Regions from separate parts of the Homo sapiens genome. Here region 2 is linked to region 1. Evidence: chromatin loops called from intact Hi-C (ENCODE). Cell type or tissue: HCT116. All regions are shown on one strand. Each heading gives the region's core, and the rest is flanking DNA. Links, peaks and the distances in the headings are about the cores only. Region 1 overlaps SNRNP48 (small nuclear ribonucleoprotein U11/U12 subunit 48). Region 2 overlaps LY86-AS1 (LY86 antisense RNA 1).

Evidence for each region. Peaks named below come from ENCODE experiments on the same cell type or tissue, not always from the same donor. Only the 100,000 strongest peaks of a DNase experiment are listed, where the experiment ranks them.
Region 2: it touches region 1 in a loop (5-fold over the local background); 8 of 110 quality-filtered maps call a loop at or near these places.

What each region holds. Positions count from the first base shown.
Region 1 is chr6:7,608,891-7,621,170 of GRCh38, reverse strand. It overlaps SNRNP48 (small nuclear ribonucleoprotein U11/U12 subunit 48), which reads right to left. Exons shown (of 9, transcript NM_152551.4): 9 at 9,204-12,280. It also overlaps the pseudogene RPL29P1. Among named protein-coding and RNA genes, the nearest start is that of SNRNP48, 25 kb to the right of the region's middle. RefSeq lists a silencer at 4,881-5,175. In HCT116, for the core only: a CTCF peak has its summit at 5,515 (motif pointing right); DNase peaks (open chromatin) are centred at 5,008, 5,247 and 5,510.
Region 2 is chr6:6,554,100-6,564,239 of GRCh38, reverse strand. The region is part of intron 3 of LY86-AS1 (LY86 antisense RNA 1); the gene reads left to right. Among named protein-coding and RNA genes, the nearest start is that of LY86, 30 kb to the left of the region's middle. In HCT116, for the core only: a CTCF peak has its summit at 7,086 (motif pointing left); DNase peaks (open chromatin) are centred at 3,159 and 7,109; H3K27me3 peaks cover 4,642 bases.

The sequences.
Region 1 (12,280 bases), core at 2,125-10,124:
CAGGGCCTCTGATCATGGAAGGGGATCTTTTCCCAGCTCTGACACCTGCAGCTAGCTAAGTGTGACAGCTAACTTTATGTGTCAATTTTGCTAGGCCATAGTACCCAGATGTGTAGTCAAAACTTATTCTTTATATTTCTGTGAGGGTGTTTGGGGACGAGATCAGCATTTTTTTCCTGCCTTAGGTTTATTCACACAAATAGCACAGGAGGACACCAGCCCCATGCAGACAGCAGCCCGGGGGTCACACCAGTCCTTCTGTCCTCACATTGGCAGATGAAGCTCTCTACTCCAGAGCCTTCATGGGGGCCTGGGCACCTTTGGAAGCCTGAGCAGGAGCTAGAACTGAAGCTGGAGCTGCAGCTGAAGCCGAGGCCTGGGCCTTGGTTTGATCCTTGGCCTTGGCCTTTGGCCAGCAGAGCCTGAGACCCGTGGCAATGTGGGCCCGAGCATGCTTCCCAGCCTTGGGGTGGGCAGTGTAGGCAAATCGAGCTTGCGGCTGGCGCTCTTTGGAACCCTGGGCTGGACTTCCATAGGCTTTGGGGGGCCTTGATAGCCTCAGCTCGCATGTTGTTGTCCTGCATCTTCTCCAGGCCCTTCTCGTTGTGCTTCTAGGCGAAGTGCATGTTCTTCGGGAACTTGGGGTCCATCCCTTTAAGAAATCAATCTTTGTGATCAGGATTTCTTGATGTGTTTCTGTACTATTTTCAGGACTGGTTGTTTGTAGTGTTGTTCTTGAACTTTCCCATGTCTGCACCATAACCCACAGTTCCTGAAGCCAAGATGAACATTTAAATCAGCAGACTTCAGGTAAAGGAGATCTCCTTCCTGGATGTGAGTGGGCCACATCCAATCAGTGGAAGACCTGGACAGAACAAAAAGACTCGTGTCTCCTGAGCAAGAGGGAATTCTGCCAGAAAACGGTCTTTGGACTTCACCTGTAACATCAACTCTTCCCTGGGTCTCCAGCCTGCGGGTCCACCCTGTGGACTTCGAAATTGTCAGCCTCCACAATTGCATGAGCTGATCCCTTGAAATAAATCTCTCTCTCTCTCTCTCTCTCTTTCTCTTTCTCTCTCCACACGCCCTATTGACTCTATTTCTCTGGAAAAACCCTGACAAATACAGTGAGTGAGCCCAGGGCAGAGCCACACAGTTTCAAACTGCGAGAGGACATGAGAAGTCCACATTCAGTCTCCAAGTTGGTCTCACAAGAACCTGAGACTGAGTGAGCACCTGCCTTGCTGTCATTAATACAATCAAGACTTTGTTTTTGTTGGTTTTTTTTATTTTCTTGCTTGTTTGTTTGTTTTTTTGTAGAGAGGAGGTTTTGCCATGTTTCCCAGGCTGAACTCGAACTCCTGGGCTCAAGTGATCCACACACCTCAGCCTCCCAAAGTGCTGGGATTACAAGTGTGAGCCACCGCGCATCCTGCCACAATTAGGACTTTGATCTCCATTTTGGCACCTCTGAATCTTAAACACTTATCACAGTAATGTCAGTGGGGATCTGAAATTCATTGTGACAAAGATGTAAAGGAGAGTGGCCTGTAGAAGTATTTTTCCCAGAGATATTTGGATTTCAAAATGGAACAAAGTGTACTGTGTTTCCTAGTGGCTTTATTTTCCTTCTTTATAGTTGTGCAAATTTGTCACATGTTCTTCACTTAGAAGATATTTTTTGCATTGGAAAATAAAATTTAAGTATAAATTTACTGTGTCTCACCACTTCTTCCTCCCCAAAATCATCATTATTTTCCCTTTGTGTTTGATATTGAGCTGACGGGCATTCTACTCTAAAGCTGAAGTTCAGCCTCCTAGATTCCTGCATGGAATCATTCAACCCGTTTTTCCTGGGTGCCTTCTGTGTTCTAGGCTCCGTAGCAGGTGCTGGGTGCTCTGGAGTCAGGCTGCCTGAGGTCTCATCCCAGTGCTGTGTGAGCTCAGTCAAGTTGCTTAATCTCTCTGTGCGTTGGGTTTTGTTGGTTGGTTTGGGGTTGGGGGTTTTTATGTAGGAGAGAACAAACAATTAAATGAGTTAGCGTGTGAGGCCTGTAGGGCAGCCCTAGCTCCTTGGAGGCACTCAGTACCCATCAGCTCTCATCATCCCAGATGCCCAGAAAGGAACAGCCTTTGTGGCAGGGTGGGAAAGAAGTTTGTGTCTGCCAGTTTCTATTTTCTAAGTGAAGTGGGAAGTGGCCAGGCTGTCAGTTTGAGGAAAGCAAAGAAGACAGGAAGAGGGGAGTTAAAGGTGTGGAGGGGAGTGACTGGGGTCCTTACCCCTTCGTGGCACCAGGTTGGGGTCTTGTGATGCTCTCTAGCCGCACACGGCTAGGAACAGAGAGAAAGGCTTGGAAGAGTCCAGGCTGAGTTGCCCCCGGCTGCTGTGATGGAAGCCATCAGGACAAGGGATATGGCCACAGAGTGGGCGAGGTGACAAACAGAAGATGCAGACAGCAGGAATGCCACACCCCACTTGCTTCTGTAGGAGGCTGCCAGGTTGTTACATGGCCAGCATGAGCCACTTCGCCAGATTAGCATACAAGGAAGGCACTGTCACTCTTATTTTTCATATTGAAACCGACTCAGGCTACAACACACCAGATTCGCAGGAAGTTCAACATCTCCCACTTGTGGCTTGGCACCAACTCTTCGCATTGTCCAAAAACCCTCACGTGCTTATTAGTGTCTCCAAGGCCAGTCCCATCCAGTCACATAAAGCAAAACTCAGCAAATGCCCTCGGGGCTGAAGAAAACCACAGCTACCCCAGAACGAGGCTGCTCCGGAATGAGCTGCCCTGCCAGGCAGTGAGGATTGCAAGAGCTACAATCAAGCACTCTTCTTGTCTAATTCAAAGAGATCATGGGCACTACTGCGGGTTCCAAGACTTAGTGATTCTTTAAGGCAGCAAAATTCCACTTTTTCCAGAATATTTCCACCCAGGAAGTCCCACACTCAGAATAAGCCTGGATCCCCAGGATCCTACTCACAAGCAAGTACCCCAGGCAGAGAGGTGCTCCACCCAGCACTGCCCACAGCCTTTTTCATGTCCATGACAATCTGGGCATCCCATGGAACCCAGGTCACCAGGTTAGCTGTCTGAGGGAGGCCTTGGAGCTTACTTCTGTCAGTAGACCCGCCTCAGCAGGCACTATCTCCAAATGTAGAAGTCTGGATAATGCTCAGCCTCAAAAAGGAGAAGATTGGGGTTTTCATTTCTTTCCTCAAAGGAAGTTCATTATCTCCCTACACTTGAAGGAGGGACCAAAGAAAGGGACAGCCTCCTGAAGTCTCCAAAGAGGCCCTGGCCCACCCCTCTAGGACAAAGCTTGCTGCACGTCCACAGAAACAAATGTATTCACCTGATTCTTCCCAGGACAGAGAAAATCTGCCTTGCTGTCTCCGTCCCGACAGAGAAACAATGAGCAATGGCAGCTCCTCTCCATATAAATAAGTCATCAATTAGTTAAAAATTGATTTAAAATACTGTTGCTTTAGTCAACCAGACGTATACAGGTTAGAGAGAATATGTTCCTTTTTTTTCGAAATTGGATCGCCTTGGACACTGGTCCTCATTCATTCATCTGACAAATAGCTGTGGCGCGTCCACCATCTGCCAGGCACTGGGCATCCAGCAGGGAGCAGAGAAACCAAGTCCCTGCGCTTGTGAAACTTACAATCTCATAAGCTATGTTAGGCTACAAAGTGCTACAGGGGAAAACAATGGAAGGGGAAAGGGTGGAGAAAGTACAATTTTAAATAGGAGGGTCTGGAAAGGCGGCTCTGAAAAGATGACTCTGGAATAGAGAACCAGAGGACGTGAAGAACAAGATTTTCAACAGGAGGAAGAGCGAGAACATGAGATGGGACCAAACCTCATGCACCTGGGGAGCAAGGAGTGGATGCAGGATGGGTGAGGGAGGCCACGGTGGGAGGTGAGGTTAGAGCGAGGGGTGGGCACAGGCCATGCGGGCCTTTAGGTCTTGGTGAGAAATCTGGACTTTCCTCTGTGTGAGATGGGGACCCGCTGGAGGGTTCTGAGCAGAGAAGTGACATGGTCTTACCTTCATTATTATAGGACCGTGCAGGCTCCTGGCTCCTACACAGAGAAATAGACAAGATGGGAGACAAGCTGGAAGCATACAGACCCAGAAGAAAGTTTTCTGATTGTCTGGGATGATACTGGCTTTGATTAGGCTGATGGCAAGCGTGGTAGTAAGAAATGGGAAAACACTGAAATCAGTAGAATTTGCCAACGGATTAGAGGCGGATATGAGAAAAAGAGTGAAAGATGAGCCACTGGAAGAATAAAATTGCAATTTACTGAGATGAGAAAAACCAGAGAAAGGCTGTTTAGGATGGGAAGTGGAGAAGAAATAAAAAAATTGCTGTTAAGTGTATTTGCTTTCAGATGCCAATCAGATTGGGTATCCAAGTGGTGGTGTCCAGTCTGGAATTCAGGGGGAAAAGCTGGTGGTGTTTGGATTAGTCAGTACAAAAACGGCTTAGGCGGGGCATGGTGGCTCACGCCTGTAATCCCAGCATTTTGGGAAGCCAAGGCGGGAGGATCACCTGAGGTCGGGAGTTTGAGACCAGCCTGGCCAACGTGGTGAAACCCCATCTCTACTAAAATTACAAAAATTAGCTGGGTGTGGCGGCGGGCGCCTGTAGTCCCAGCTACTTGGGAGGCTGAGGCAGGAGAATCGCTTGAACCTGGGAGGCAGAGGATGCAGTGAGCTGAGATCGGCCACTGCACTCCAGCCTGGGCAACAGAGTGACTCTGTCTCAAAAAAAAAAAAAAAAAGTGGAGGTGGGGGACTTAGGGAGAGAATGCAGACAGAGAAGAGGTGGAAAGAGTGAACTGTGGGCATTACCATGCTTAAAGCTCAGAGGTAAGAGGAGGAATGAGCCACAGATAGTGAGAAGGAACAGCCTGTGAAGTGGAGGGAGAACCGGGAGATAGCAACGCCACCTATGGTTGGGTCAAGGCGAAGACTGAGACTCCCCCATTGGATTTGGCAGTGTGGAAACCATTTCTGGCCTTAGCTGAGAGTTTGAGTGGAGTGCTGGGGCAAATCTGATTGAGAATAGACTCAAGAGATAAGAAAACAGAAAGTGAGGATGACAAGTATAGAAAACTCTTTTGAAGAGGCTTGCCATCAAGGAGAGCAGAAAAGTGGGGTGGTAACTAGAGAAAGGTAGGGCTAAGGGAAGGTCTTTGTTGTTTCTTTGTTTTCAGATATTCTATCAGCAGGTTTGAGTGCTGGTGAGAATGAGTCAATAGAGAGATGACGGTCGGTGATGCAAGATAAAGGGAAATATTATGAACAACATCTTTGAGCAGGTGAGAGGGGAGGGTCTCCAGCACATAAGAAGAGGTGATAATCTTAGATCAAATGCAGAATAATTCATCCATTGTACCAGGTGAGATGAACTGGAAAATTGTCAGGCTTTTGTAAGTTCGCAGAATTTTATGCATGGAAGTTTCTGTTCAACTTTTTGCCATAAGGTGGCAGTAGCCAGCTGTGTATGAACCAAACAACCCTTAGCGAGCACCTTTGGGAAAATGGCAAAGGCTAAAGTCAATTTTGAGTATATGTTTTTAAAGGCATGGCAGGTATTCTGAAGAATGTGCTCCTCATCCTTCCGGCCTCATATTTTTTTTTTTTCTTTTGAGATGGAGTCTCGCTCTGTTCCCCAGGCTGGAGTGCAGTGGTGCAATCTCGGCTCACTGCAACCTCCGCCTCCTTAGTTCAAGTGATTCTCCTGCCTCAGCCTCCCAAGTAGCTGTGATTACAGGCCCGGCCTGGTCTTAAATAGCATCTTCTCAGTCAGTCCTTCCCTGTCTAGCCTCTCCAAGTAGGTCCATAAGGCTTTCTGGAGGAGGTGATAACTGTTCAGACTCCGAAAGCATATGTGGCCATAATGGAGACAGAGGGAAGAGCTCGGGGGAGGAATTCAGACAATTACTTAGGCAACTGTAAGTGGGGCTGGCCTGAGGGCAAAAAGAGGCAGGAAAAGCAATGAGGAGATGGTTGTAGTAGTGTAGGCAAGAGATGTTTGCCACTGGAACTAGGCAGGGTAGTAAGACACTGTGATTTATAATAAACATATATTTGGCCTTTGTCCCATTTTCTGAGCCATAGCTCCCAAACTCCTTGCAATCTCCAGTGATAGGTGTCTTTTTGTATCTAATGAACTGACGGGTGGCTGGGGGCTCCTGGATGGCCTCAGCATGAGGGCTAGTTACCAGGGGAACTGGCAGCATGATGACAGGGTTAGGACCTTCAGCCCTCCCTGTGCCCCATCTCTGAGGAGGGGAGGGGGGCTGAAGGTTGAGTTGATCACCAATGGCCAATGATATCATCGATCATGCTTACTTTTTTTTTTTTTTGAGACAGAGTCTCTCTCTGTTGCCAAGCCTGGAGGGCAGCAGCAATCTTGGTTCACTGAAACCTCCGCCTCCCGGATTCAAGCAATTCTCGTGCTTCAGCCTCCCGAGGAGCTGGGACTACCGGCGCCCACCACCACACCTGACTAATTTTTGTATTTTTAGTAGAGACGGGATTTCACCATGTTGGCCAGGCTGGTCTCGAACTCCTGACCTCAGATGATCCACTCGCCTCAGCCTCCCAAAATGCTGGGATTACAGGCGTGAGCCACCACACCTGGCCCATGCTCACTTATTGAAGCTTCCATAAAAACTTAAAAAGACTGGGTTCAGAGTTTCCTTTTGGGTTGCTGAACACATCTACATTCAGAAGGGGTGGTGCACTCCAACTCCATGGGGACGCAGGGTCCTGTGAGCGGGACCCTTCTCAACCTTGCCTTGTGTATTTCTTCATCTGGCTGTTCATTTGTAGCCTTTAAAATATTCTTTGTAATAAATCGGCAATAGCAAGTAAAGTGTTTGTTCTCCCAAGTTCTATGAGCTGAGCTAGCAAATGATCAAACTGCAAAGGGGATTGTGGGAACCCCCAATTTATAGCCAGTTCATCAGAAGTACCAGGGGCCCAGACTTGCATCTGACTGTATCTGAAGTGGGGATTAGTCTTGTGGGACTGAGCCCTTAACTTGTGGGATCTGATGATAACTCCAGGTAGACAATGTCAGAAATGAGTTAAATTGTAGGATGCCCAGCTGGCGTCCCCCAGAGAAGTGACGAGTGGGGAAAATCCACGCACATCTGGTCACGAAAGTGTTATGTGGTGAGAGTATAGTAAGAGAGAACAGTCCGCTGGCTTTTTCTTACTAAAATAGTAGTATGGAAAGACGGGGTGGGCTCAGTACAGGTTGAGTTTCCCGTATCCGAAATGCTTGAGACCAATTCAGATTTTGGATATTTTTCAAATTAGGGGATATCTGCATATGCAGATTGAGATATCTTGGGAATGAGACCCAAATCTAACATGAAATTCACTTATGTTTCATACATACCGTATATGCATAGCCTGAAGGCAATTTCATATAATATTTCAAATAATATTGTGCATGAAACAAAGTTTTGACTGAGACCTATCACATGAGGTCAGGTGTGGAATTTTCCTCTTAGGCTCAAGAGCATGTCAGCACTCAAAAAGTTTTGGATTTTGGAGTATTTCAGATTTCAGATTTTCAAATTAAGGATACTCAACCTGTACAAGATACTTAGGAGGTAATCTACAGTGGTAATGGAAATGGGGAAATCGAGAATGACTCTCAGGTCCTTTTTGTTTTTGTTTTTGTTTTTTTGTTTTTTTGAGACAGGGTCTCACTCTGTCACCCAGGCTGGAGTGCAGTGGTGCAATCTCAGCTCACTGCAGCCTCAACCTTCTGGGCTCAAGTGATCCTCCTGCCTCAGCCTCCCCAGCTGCTGGGACTACAGGCATGTACCACCATACCTGGCTAATTTTTCATAGAGATGGTGTCTTGCTATGTTGCCCAAGTTGGTCTTGAACTCCTGGGCTCAAGTGATCCTCCAGCCTTGGCCTCTGAAAGTGCTGGGATTACAGCCATGAGCCACTGCACCTCGCCAGCTCTCTGGTCTTTAGCATGATCGAAAAGGAAGATGGTGACGTGAACCAAATGCAGAAAGACAGAGTGAGGAGGCAGAGGTTTGACGGAAGGGTGGTAACTGTAGTTTTGCAGTGTGGAGTCAGAAGTATGTGGACAGCACTAGGAGAAGCTGTGCTATTTTACGCATAGACACGGCGCTTGGAGGAGAGGTCTGGGCTGAAGTCATGGAATTGGTTGTCGGCATAGTTAAAACTAAGAGTGGGTCACAGCTGCTGGGCAGAGCATGCAGAATGAGAGAGAACACCGATCTGAGAATCCAAACCAGTCACAGGAGCCAGAGTAGAAAGGATGAGCTCACATCTGTAATGAATCACAGTAACAGTGGGCATTCAGTACCTGCGACATGTCAGACACTGCATGGGCCAAATCACATTATGCTTGACAATCTTCTGAGGGCATACAGTATGGAGAAGGTATGGAGGGACTAAGAGTCTGCCCAGGGTTACACAGCCTGTATTGTACCTGACTCATCTTACTGCCCTCTTTGATCAGTTATTCTGTCAGTATGTGAAGAATTTATTACGTTAAAGTATTGGTTTTTTAATTGTGTCGGCATTACCAAATAAAGCCCAGGCTCCTGCTTCATCTCTGTATTCCTGACGCTCCCTTTAATTACCTTTCTCATTCTAGACTAGGAGTCATGGCTTGCAGCTGGAGGAACATGGGTTACTAAAGCTCCACAATTACGGGAAATTATCCTCATAAAGAGTACTCAAGTAACTCAAACCCAGATCCCTTAATTGGTGACACAAGATGTGAAACTCCTAAGGAAGGACTCCCCGGAGCCTGCAGCCTTTCTTCATTCACCATTCTCCCCATGGCTGTATGTAGCAAGTACCCCTGCTTTATAATACTAAAATAAAGGACTAAAAGCTAGGTTAGGAATTTATATTCTATTTTAAGGCAGCCTCTTTTTTCTTAGGTGGACTTGTTTTTAAAATGGGAAAGTGACTTGACTTATTCAATAAAGATGAATCTAGCTCAGAGCCCCTTACATCTGGCAAATCTTATTTTTTCTTTCCTGAAAGGGAGCTCTAGAAATTACTGGTCCCAGTCCAAATATCCAAAAGCTATGAGCATTTTCTGTAACACCAAAAACTCCTAAATCTGTGACCACAGCAGGAAGTACAATCACTAATAAAACAAGTGTGGTTTAAAAGAGCGTTAGTTTAATAATTCACACACCTGCAGGATCAATTATAGCAAATGAAAAAGCAAGCTACATAAAAGGAAATTGACTTGTAAACACACTCAAGCAAATATAAGTGGGTTTTATTATTTTTATGCTCAGAATGCAAGAAAGCTTTGCGCCAGAACCGTTAAACATTCATGAACTCACTAAAAAGAAACAGAAAATGCCCTTAGAAGACGGGCGGGGCGAGGGGGAAGACCTATGAACATGTTTATAGAATTAATGTCTGTACTGTAGCATACACAGGTAATTAGAAAATATTCTCAATGCATTTAAGATATTTTCACTAAAGGGTTTGAGATTATCCAATTAGCTGTACTCGAAAGTGGCAAATACTTGAAGATCATTGATTTAATTTAAAATTCTGAGTGCTGAGTTCAGTTTCCTACTGAATATAACCAGTGCCCTGGGCTCTGCATGGCAGTTGACTTGCCAATATCTCAATTAAAGTGACTAGGCACAGTGGCTCACACTTGTAATCCCAGCACTTTAGGAGGCCGAGGCCAGGAGCTTGAGACCAGCTGGAGAACATAGTGAGATCCTGTCTCTACAAAAAAATTTAAAAATACATACTTTTTAGACAGGTGTGGTAGATCACACCTGGTGCCTGGTGGCTCCCAGCATTTTGGGAGGCTGAGGACAGGAGGATCATCTGAGCCCAGGAGTTCAAGACCAGCCTAGGCAACAGAGCAAGACTCCATCTCTAAAAAACTAAAAACATTAGCCAGGTGTAGTGGCACACACCTATAGTTGCAGCTACATGGGAGGCCAGGGCAAGAGGATCGCCTGAGCCTAGGAGTTTGAGGCTGCAGTGAGCTACAGACTGCACCACTGCACTCCAGCCAGTAGATTAGAAATGTTTGTGAGAAGGTACCTTAATGGATGGGCAAGATGGACAGCAGCTATAGTAATTATTCATAGCAGCACTCTAGAAATAAAAACTAGATCTTATGTGGCAGGGCTGTGAAAATGCTTTTGTCAAAATTTAAAATTACAGATTAACACCTATGAGGCTGCAGGCACAGGGGTCACGCTGATGAAGGCATAAACCCTGCTCTCAAGTAGCTCACATCCAGTGAAAGGCTCAAACCACAAACAGGGAAGTACGTGAGATTAATTCGTTCAAGGATCAAACAAATGCCTCTTTTCACCCGATGCCACATTTCATTAAATAGTTTGTAGCAGTGATACTATAAAATGTGAGCTTTAAAGAACTCTGGTAACATTTTCAATCTCTTCCTTTCTCCGTACTCTTCTATTTCCCCCCAATTTCTCCAATCCACTCCTAATTTTCACTTGTATCTTTCTTCTACAAAAAACCTAAATATGCCAATTTTACTCTTCTTCCTTCCAGTTAGTAAAATCAATGAAATCACAATTTGAAACAAAATTATAAGTTGTCACACAATATGAAAAATATGAAATTCCTGATGATTCAAGTAGTTTTGATCTATAAAAGCAGCAATTTCATGATTCATCAGTCACTCCCAAGTCCTTGCTTTTATAATTTTTAAATGTGGATTTTATATATTTAGAAATTAAGTACAATGGCAGCAATATGACTATATATTGGCAAGTAACCTGGTGATTTCCAATTTATAAATCTGAGAGCTGTTTCCCATACCTGAAGCCTAACAGCCAATCTGATCCAAATCCAATCTTTCTGTCACTGTCAGCTACTTATTAAAATAATAAGATTTCATTTCTACTTGGAAACAAAATCTTTAACCTGAGTTTCCAGTATTCAAAATATTGCTATTTAGATGTCGGATGCTTAACATTTCATGCCAAAGTCTCACGTGAATGATCTGACATAAGATAGAACATACTACTCAGCAACAAAAAAAATGCACAACTGACACACAGGGATCAATCTCAAAAATCTGCAGAGAGGAAGAAGGCAAAGTACATACTACAGTATTCTATTTACATGAATTCTACAATGGATAGATCTAATCGGTAACCAAAAGCAAATCTGTGGCTGCCTAGGGCTAGGGGTAGAGGAATTGATTGGGAAAGGGGGTATGAGAATTTTGGGGGCAATGAAAATATTTGTATCTTGATCGTGATAGTGGCTGCACAGAGGTATGAATCTGTCAAAACCCAATAAAATACACACGTAAAAAGGGTGCAATAAATCTAAGTAAATAGTACCTCAATTCAGTTGATTTACAAAACACAACATGACAGTATATTTTAAATTAAATGAAACATTAAGACCTTATTTTTTAAAAAAATTAATGTTATGGATAAAGCTAAAGTTCCCTCTGACCACCCTCCCAATCCTGATTTGCACCCCTAATCTCTCATCTATACCTCCTACTCGCTGTTAGAACTTTGGTATGGATTCCTCTGAACCTTTAAAAATAGATTTACGTACATTATATAGCCATAGAGAATGCATAGTATTGTTTTGTACATATATATAATTTGTATATAACTTTCTACAACTTGCTATTTTCACTGAGCATTATGTTTTTGAGACCAATCCAGGTTAATATGGATCTAGATTATTTCTTTTAACTCCAATACAATAATCTATCCTATGACTACATCATATTTTAATTAGGCCATTCCTCTTCAATATTTAGATTGTTTTTCCCTACTACAATTCACCAGTGTAGTGGTAAACAGTAGTCACCACTGGGGTGAGGACAGAACCGCAGGTGGTGTTCTAAGGGTTATTAGCCTTATTTATAAGATGTAGTTATAAGATGAGAATGTATTCATGTTTAATTTACATATGATAAATATTGACTTAAAGAATTTTGAGATACATATATTAGCAAAACGAACAAAACAACATCAGTTATAGGAAGCAAATCATCTAATAAAATATAAGGAAAACAAAGTTGTAGGGCCTAATAGTGTACTCATGGTTTGAAGCATATTTACTGGAAAATAATAAGCACTAAACAGATCATAAAAAAAATAATAAGCACTAAACAGATCATAAAAACATTCTCCTATGCAAAGGAATTCCAATTAATATATCTGTATATTGGTTATCATGGCGTAAGCATAATTAATAT
Region 2 (10,140 bases), core at 2,141-10,140, 1.1 Mb after region 1:
TAGCAGTGTGAAAATGGACTAATACAGAAAATTGGTACCAGAGAGGTGGGGCATTCCTATAAAGATACCTGAAGATGTAGAAGCAATTTTGGAATTTGGGTAATGGGCAGAGGTTACAACAATTTGGAGGGCTCAGAAGATAGGAAGATGAGGGGAAGTTTGGAACTTCCTAGAGACTTGTTCAATGGTTTTGACCAAAATACTGATAGTGATGAATAGTGAAGTCCAGGCTGAGGTGGTCTCAGATGGAAATGAGGAACTTACTGGGAATTGGAGCAAAGGTCACTCTTGCTATGCTTTAGCAAAGAGACTGGTGGCATGGTGCCCCTGCTCTAGGGATCTGTGGAAAGAAATTTCTAGGCAGTAAAGTGTTCAAGATGTGATCTGGCTGCTTCTAACAGTGTATAGTCATATGTATTCATAAAGAGATGTTCTGAAATTGGAACTTACATTAAAAAGGGAAGCTGAATATAAAAGTTTGGAAACTTTGCAGCCTGACCATGTGGTACAAAAGAAAAAAAAACATATTTCTGAGGAGAATTCAAGCCAGCTGCAGAGATTTGCGTAAGTAAAGAGGAGCCAAATGTTAATAGCTGAGACAATGGGGAAAATGTCTCCAGGGCGTGTCAACGACCTTAGCTTCAGCCCCCCCCATCACAGGCCTGGAGGCCTAGGAAGGGAAAATGGTTTCCTGGGCCAGGTTCAGGGCCCCTCTGCTCTGTGCAGCCTTGGGACATGGCACCCTGTGTCCCAGCCACTCCAGCTCCAGCCATGGCTAAAAAGTGCCAAGGTGCAGTTTGGGCCATTGCTTCAGAGGGTGCAAGCCTCAAGCCTTGGTGGCTTCCATGTAGTGTCAGGCTTGTGGGTGCTCAGAAGGCAAGGGTTGAGGCTTGGGAACCTCTACCTAGATTTCAGAGGACGTATGGAAACACTGGATGTCCAAGTATTAGTTTGCTGCAGGGGCAGAACCCTCATGGAGAACCTCTACTAGGGCAGTGCAGAGGGGAAATGTGGGGTTGGAACCCACACACACAGTCTCCATTGGGACACTGCCTAGTGGAGCTGTGAGAAGGGGGCCACTGTCCTCCAGACCCCAGAATGGTAGATCCGCTAACAGCTTTCACTGTACACCTAGGAAAGATGTAGGCACTCAATGCTAGCCCATGAAAGCAGCCACGGTGGCTGTTCCCTGCAGAGCCACAGAGGTGGAGCTGCCCAAGGCTTTGGAATCCCATCCCTTTCATCAGTGTGACCTGGATGTGAGACATGGAGTCAAAGGTGATTATTTTGGAGCTTTAAGATTTAATGACTGCCCTGCTGGGTTTTGGACTTGCATGGGGCCTGTAGCCCCTTTGTTCTGGCTCATTTCTCTCTCTGCAATGGGAGCATTTACCCAATGCCTGTATCCCCATTGTATCTTGAAAGTAACTAACTTGTTTTTGATTTTACAGGCTCATGTGGAAGGGACTTACCTTGTCTCAGATGAGACTTTGGACTGTGGATTTTGAGTTAATGCTGGGATGAGTTAAGACTTTGGGGGACTGTTGGGAAGGCATGATTGGTTTTGAAATGTGAGAAGAACATGAGATTTGGGAGAGGCCAAGGGTGGAATGATATGGTTCGGCTCTATGTCCCCACCCAAATCTCATCTCAAATTGTAATCCTCACATGTTGTGGGAGGGGCCTGGTGGGACGTGATTGAATCATGGGGGTGGATTTCCCCCTTGCTGTTCTCTTGATAGTGAGTGAGTTCTTGCAAGATCTGGTTGTCTGAAAGTGTGTGACATGTCTCCCTTTGCTCTTTCTCCATCCTGCCACCATGTGAAGGAGGTCCTTACTTCCCCTTCACCTTCTGCCTTAATGTTAAGTTTCCTGAGGCCTTCCAGCCATGCTTTCTGTTAAGCCTGTGGGTCAATTAAACCTCTCTTCATAAATTACCCAGTCTCAGGTATTTCTTTATAGCAGTGTGAAAATGGGCTAATACAGAGCATATCCTAGGCTATAAAATAAACCTAAATAAACATAACATTTAAAAGAGTTGAAATTATACAGAGCATATTCTCTGATCATAATGGAATCGAGGTAGAAATCAATAACAGAATGATAACAGGAAGATCTCTAGATCGGTGGAAATTAAACAACATACTTCTAAATCCTAAGGTCAAAGAGAATGTCTCAAAAGAAATTAACAAAAACCTATAGAACTGAAGAAAAATGAAAACAGATATCAAGAACACCTGAGATGAAGTTAAAGCAGGGCTAAGTGAGAAATTATAGCCCTAAATGTTTACATTATAAATGAGGAAAGTTCTCAAATGAATAACCTACATTCCTACTTCAAGAAATTAGAAAAAGAATAGCAAAATAAACCCAAAGCAAGTATAACAAAGGAAATAAAGATAAGGGCAGAAATCAATGAAATGGAAAATAGGAAAACAATGGGGAAATTATGAAATAAAGAGCTGGTTTTTTGAAAAAAATCAATGACGTTGAAAAATATCTATGATCGAGACCATCCTGGCTAACACGGTGAAACCCCATCTCTACTAAAAATACAAAAAATTAGCCGAGCATGGTGGCAGGCTCCTGTAGTCCCAGCTACTTGGGAGGCTGAGGAAGGACAATCACTTGAACCTGGGAGGCGGAGGTTGCAGTGAGCAGAGATTGCGCCACTGCACTCCAGCCTGGGCAACAGAGTGAGATTTTGTCTCAAAAAAAAAAAAGAAAAAAAAAAGAAAAAAATCTCCATGAAAGTTGACAAAAATAAAAAGAATGAAGGCACCAATCACCAAATTTGGAATGAAACAGAGGATATCCCAACAGATCCTGCAGATATTGAAAAGATAACAAGGGAATACTATTAATAATTATATGCCCATCAATTTGAGAACTTGGAAGAAATAGATCATTTCCTTGAAAATGACAAACTACCAAAACTCAACCAAGGTAAAATACAGTAGTCACTCCTTATCTGTGGTTTTGTTTTCTGCTGTTTCAGTCAACTGTGGCTCAAAAATGTTAAATGGAAAACTGCGGAAATAAACAATCTATAAAATTTAGATTGTGTGTCATTCTGAGTAGCATGATGAAATCTCTTACTGTCCTGCTCTTTGCATCCAGGATGTGAATTCTCCCTTTGTCCGGTGTCTTGATGAGTTGCACCACCACCTGTTGGTCATTTAGTAGCTGTTTTCTCAGATTGACTTTCGTGTTATTATAGTACTTGTGTTCCAGTTACCCTTATTTTACTTAATAATGGCCCCAGAGTGCAACAGTGGTGATTTGAATATGCCAAAGAGAAGCCATAAAGTGCTTCCTTTAAAAATGAAATTAAAAAATGAAAGTTCTCAACTTAATAAAGGGAAAAAATAATATACTGGGGCTGCTACAGTAAAAATGAATCTTCTATCCTTGAAATGGTGAAGAATGAAAAAGAAACTCATGCATAGTATAGATAGGTAGATAGGGTTCAGTACTATCCTAGGTTTCAGACATCCACTGGGGGACTTGGAACGCATCCCCTGCAGATAAAGAGGAAACACTGTAAATAATCCGAATATCCCTATAACCATTAACAACTTCTAATTGAATTTGTAATTAAATCATCCTGAAAAAGAAATGTCTGGGCCCAGATAGTTTCACTGCATCTGTGGGGGGTCCCCAAGACAATCACCAGGTTCAGTGATTCACTAGGAGGGCTCCCAGGGTCCTGCATGTTGCCTCATGCATGTCTGAGATTTATTAACGGTGCAAAGATACAGGGTGGGGTTGGCAAAGGGAAAGGCACGCTGGACAAAGTCTGGGAGACACAAGGTGCAGGTGTTTGAGTCACCTCCCAGTGGAGTCAAACAGGACATTCTGAGTTTCTCCAGCAACGAGCTGCACCAGTATGTGTGAAGAGTTGCCTGTCAGGGAAGCTCACCTGAGCCTTGGGTTCGAGGGTTTTTCCTAACCATTGGGCATGTAGGGCCCGTAGTGCCTGTGTGACTGACTGACATCACTGACACTCCAGACACTCACAAGGAAAGCAGTAGTTCAGCATAATCACATTATGCTAGCAGTCTAGGTACAATGAGTCACTCTTATCATTTAGGGAAAGTGTTACATCACCATAGGGAACTACCTTTCCAGCCACATTCTCTCATACCAGCCAAGGGTAAACCTTGCAAGAGACCCTTTGTAAGGACGGCAGTTCCAGATCTGCTATGCTATTTTCTCTACACTGAAGAACTTTACAAACCAACTAAAGAATTAACACCTATTTTACATAATCTCTTCCAGAAAACAGAAGAGAAGGGAATACTTCCCAACTCATCTTTTGAGGCCAGTATTAACTGATACCCAAACCAGACAGTCAATACAAAAAGAAACTACAAAGCAATATTTCTCATAAACTTAGATGTGAAAATCCTCAACAAAGTATTAGGAAACTGAACCCAATGATGTATAAAAGGAATTAAATGCCATGACCAAGGTGGGGTTCATTTCAGGTGTGTGAAGCTGTTTCAATATTTGAGAGTCAATCAATGTAATCTATTCTATTATAATCAAAAATCATACAATCATATCAATTCATATAGAAAAAGCATTTGACAAATCCCAGCTCTTAGCAAGTTGATAAAAACTCTTAGCAAGTTAGGAATAAAGTTGAAGTATTTCAACTTGATAAAGAGAATCTATGAAAAACCTATGGCTAACATCATACTTTCTAAGATCAGGAAAAGGTCGAGTGTCTGCTTTTATTTATCTTATTCAACATAATGGTGAGAGTTCTAGCCACTGAAATGAGATAAGAAAATGAAGGATAAGGAGTAAAAATGGAAAAGATGAAACTGTCTTTAATTGCAGCTGGCATAATTGTCTATGTAGAAAATCTCAGGGAATCTACAAGAACCAAACTCCTAAGATGAATAAGTGAGTTCAGGCCATGGGATGGAAGATAACACAAAAATTAATCAATTTTCTATATACTAGCAATGAACACTTACAAACTGAACTTAAAAGCAATACCATTTACAATCGTTCTGAAGAAAATGAAATGCTAGGTATAAATGTAACAAAATACAGGATCTGTAGGCTGAAAAATAGAACACACTGATGAAAAAAAGCAAAGAAGTTCATGGACTGAAAAGTTAAGCATGGTAAGATGTTAATTCTACCTAAATTGATCTGTAGTTTTAATAGAATCCCTGTCAAATTCAGCAAGATAATTTTTTAATAGAAACAAACAAGCTTATTCTAAAATGCGTATGGAAAAACAGACTCCAGAATAGGTAAAACAATCTTGACAACAATACAGAGGAGGACTCAGTCTGTCTGATAGTGTTACTGTATAGCTATGGTAATTACGACTGTGCTATTGGTGGAAGAACAGACATATTGATTAAAGGAGCAGGACAGAAAACCTGGAAATAGATCCACACAAATCTGCCCAAGTGGTTTTTGACAAAGGTACAAGAGCAATTTACTGAAGAAAGGATAGCTTTTCAGTAAATGGTGCTGGAGCAATTGGACATCAGTAGATAAAAATAAACTTTGACCTAAGGCTCACACCTTATGTGAACATTCTCACAATGGATCATGGTCTTAGAGGTAAATGTAAAACTACAAAATTTTCAGAAAAAAAATCAGATAAAATTTTCAGTACTTGAGCTTGCTACCACAAGCACAATCCATGGATGGAAAAATTGACACACTAGACCTCATCAAAACAGAAAACTTGCTCTATGAAAGTCCATGTGAAGAGGATGAAAAAGACAAGCTGTAGACAAAAAATTTGCAAACCACATATCTAACGAAGTGTTAGTATCCAAACATAAAGAACTCACAAAACTCAACAGTGAAACATCAATTTAGTTAGAAAATGTGCACAGACATGAAGAGATATTTCACAGAGAAAATACACTTAGAAAGTAAGGATACGGACATGTTCAACGTCATTCGCCATCAGTGCTAAAAACATCACCCAAATGTTCAATAGCAGTTTTGCTTAACCGTCAAATCTTGAATCAGCCCAGATAGACTTTGACAGGTGAATGGTTAAATGCGCTGAAGTGCATGCAAGCACAAAGGAATGAATTATCGATGCATGAATCAACTTGTACGAACTTGGATGACTCTGCAGGGAGTTATGGGGAGTAAAAAGGTAATCCTGAAAAGTAACAGCCTATATTATGCCATTTTTATAATAGTTTTGAAATGATGAAATTTTAGAAGTGGAGGAGAAATTGGTGTGTGCCAGAGGCTTGGGTTAGGGTGAAGACGTGGGAGGGAGGGGTTGTGGTTATGAAAGGGCAGCTTCGGGGATCCTTGTGGAGGTGGAAGTGTTCAGTATCCTGACTGGTGCCAGATGCGTGAATCCACAGATGATAAAAATGTATGGAACTATACATACCCCCCACACACACGAGTAACAGTAAAACTAGGGAAATCTAAATCTGATTAGTAGATTGTATCTTGGTTGTCATAGTTTTGAAAAATGTTACTTTGGAGGAAGCTGCATAAAGCGCATATGAGACTCTTGGTTATTGACTAATAATCCATAAAGCAAGTAAGTATTGATTAGTAACAATCTCTATTGATTTCTTTCTTATGGTTATTGACTAATAATCCGTAAAGCAAGTAAGTATTGATTAGTAACACTCTCTATTGATTTCTTTGTTATAAACGTATGTGGATCTACAATTATCTCAATAAAATTTTTAATTAAAAAGCAAGAACACCCAGCCTTTCCTACTGAAATGTTGTATTTGGGTAACTCTAACAAGATTCCTGCTTCTGCAAGGACAGACGATGCCCTAAACCCTGCGTTTGGGGGTAGAGGATCTTTCCAGTGCCTTCCATGAGGGGTTTAGCCACAGGGTGCCCCTGTGGCCGTGCCGCCGATCCCAGTCGGGCACTCCTGGCCAAAGTTAAATTTCTTTTCTTTCCAGAAGTTAATGAACGAAAAACAGTTTCTCCTCGCTTGACATCTGTGACATCGTTATTGTATTCCAAATCTTTATGGAAGAAAGTAAGCAGTTTGATAAGTTGTGTGGAATATACCAGAAAACATGAGGGACTGAGCCCCCTGGCTCAGGCAGATGTTAGTAGGGGGCCCTCTAGTGGCTCCCTGGCTGGTCTGCAGCTTCCCACAAGGCTCCTGGAATTAGAGCCACCTGTGGGAGAGCCAGATAAGGAGAAATTGAGAGACCTTTTCATGGCAGCTCCCACTTGAGCCCACATGTAGAGGTAGTAGGCTGGAGCAACCAGGGTGATTCAAAGGGCAGGTTTCTTTGGCTTAGTTCGTCCACAGCACCTGGGATCTGTGTGAACTGCTGCAGCACTGGTCTGACTGGGCACACACAGACCCTGGGGTACTGGGATAATTTTCCACAGTTAGGCAACATGGTAGAAATCAGAATAAATGAAATAGTGCTGTTGCAGATTAGAGCTATCTACTTCACCCAGTTCACTGTGGCAATCCTTCTAACTTTGGAGAAGAACATCTGATGAAATACACTGACGTTCTTGAGCAATATATTTATTGGCCATATGGCAGAGCTTACTGTTGTTGGAAATAATGCATTGCAAAGGACCGAGGAAGGGGCAGATGGGATGGAGGGGGGAAACCTGCTTTAGTACATAGGGCAAATAAAGGATCTGGCCCAGAAAAGAACTCTTATTATTTTCTGTTTCGGACAATCATCCAAATGCCTCTGAAGGCACAATTCTCCCTTTACCTATTTTGGTACATTCTGGGACAGTCATCCCAGGATGCTATTTTGGCCATAGAAAGCCAGATGGACCTGCCAGAGCACAGAGAGGTGGCGATGTTAGAAGGGAGACTATGAGTCACTCAAAGTTTCCTCAGGAACAGTTAGGAGTGCTCACAGAGAGGAACCCCCAGAACTGGTGTTTTCTAACAGCATGGGAGTAGCCGGCTGCGTCCGTGTGTGGGCTGGAGTCTGGAGTTATTCTGCTGAATGAATCATGATTTGTGCACTATAAGTTTGAAGCTCAGACCAAATAGTTCATGAACTTTAATGCAAAAGTATTGTGGAATTACATTTTTCAGGGAAGCACTCAGTGGGAACCATGTTCTACCAAGAGCAAGGATTGTGTGGAAGCTTAAAGAGCATGAGCCTTGGTCTCTGTCACCAGAATCTTACAGTGTTAGTTGCAGGGGGGTCATGTACAAAAAAAGAGTCAACTCTAGATTTAGGGGAGTAGAGAGGCATGTTTTGTAGTGGGAGACAAATTTGTTAAGCTGAGAAGAGAGAAAAGAGCCATTCAGATGGGTAATGTCTTGAGCAAAGGTGCAAAGGCAGTAACAGCATTGGCTACAAGTGACAAGCCCGGCATGGTGGCTTATCCTGATTGGAGGATTATTTTTCTCTCATAAGCCAGCATCTTGAGGTAGGAAACCCAGGATTGGTATAGTGGCTCCATGATGCCATCGGGGCACTAGTCTCCTTTTACCTTTCTGCTCATCCCTCCTAGGTATGAGGCTTTCGTCCTAAAAGTGTATAGCCTCATGTTCACAAAAGGGCCAGTAACCCCAGCCTAGCAGGGGAGCCTCCATTCCATGCTAGAAGAAGCAGGGCACAACGGGCCAAGGCACAGACCAGTGGAGTCTGCCCCCTTTTAGAAAGCCTCTGTAGAGAGAAGCATCACCTGGAGACTTCTCGCAGAGATGTGCTGCGTGGTCTTCCCCACCCACACAAGCTGAAAGGACTAGATGCGCGCATTACCACCAGAACAAAATAGAGGCTCTGCTGCTACAGAGGATGCAGAGATTGGGCAGCGAGCAGGCACAGGCAGGAAAGGGCAAGGCAGGTTTGGGCAGGGGGCGGATGTCTCTACAACAGTTTCTGTGTGGTACAGTTAATTGTTTACCATCCTCTTGCAGATTTCTTTTTATTACAGCAAGAAACTGGTACATAACATACGGGTTACATTTTATTGATCAGAAGCTTTGGATGGCTACTGCTGTACCCTTTCCACTTTCCCCAATCAGCTATGGCCCCTCTTGGCTGGAATGCACCCTCAAATATTTGCAATTTGCACCAGCTTGGGTGCTGTCCTTCACAGTCTCATGAACTTTGGGCAAAGGCCCTGATTGTATCTCAGCTGAGTCTGACAGGTCTTGGTTTATTGACGCTCAGACCTCAGCTCACTGCAATATTTTCCACTGCTTCAAGTACTTCTGGGAGGTGGTGGGAGCATTTTCAAATGTGCTTATGAATAAAATTATTTCAATAATCTGTACACTGCCACGATGGGCTGCAGCCTCCATGCTGTGCTTCCCAGCAGCCAGCACATTGCAACCCAGCCTTGCACTGCTGTGTGCAGTAGCTCTTTCTGCCTCCATGGTGGCCAACCCAAAACTTGAGCCGCCAGAGTTTCATGGATGTCACTGTCTACACTTCTGCTCCACAGTGGTAGTGATGATGCAGCTCTCTTTCAGTCTTATTTACATCCCTGTTGTCCAGGACTCAGACCTGTATCCAGTTAATTATATTGGAGACGATTTAACCATGAATCACAATTTCTCTCTGATGCCCAAGGTTATTATTATGAACTCAATATCAGTGAACCTGGTTCCTTCCCCACTTAGCTTTCTTCTGAGAAATCCTTCAGTGATTCTGGAATGTAGACCTCAACCTCTGCAGTGTGTAGTGGAAGGTTTTTGGATCACGCTAACATCTCTGTTGTACAGGAAAGCGAAATCATTTCGAGTTAACCTATTCTCTTCCTCAGTAACTATTTTTAGTTGGTTCCAGGTACTCATCCTCATATTAGGCACATGAAGAGGATACTAACATAAGTAAATGTGATCATTGGCCTCAAAAAGCTAAGAGATTAGGGTCATTGTCCTCTCTACTTGTTCTTTTCTATGTCTTCTTTGCGTCTAATTTGTTCCTTTCCCTGCGACTATAGGGAAATATATTGTTGAATTTGGAAGCTTCTTAGTTACCACAAAGCAGCCCCCTTTCAACTTCTCCATGCTTGAAAATGTGGGGTCAGTCATGTCTCCACTCTTTTCTCAAACCCTCCTCTCTCATCCGTCTTCAGATCCTTTTGAGTTTTCCTTTGGACTTTCTCCTGCTCTTCCAAACCCCAAGCCACTACCCCCATTCTTAATTTCATTGTTGAATT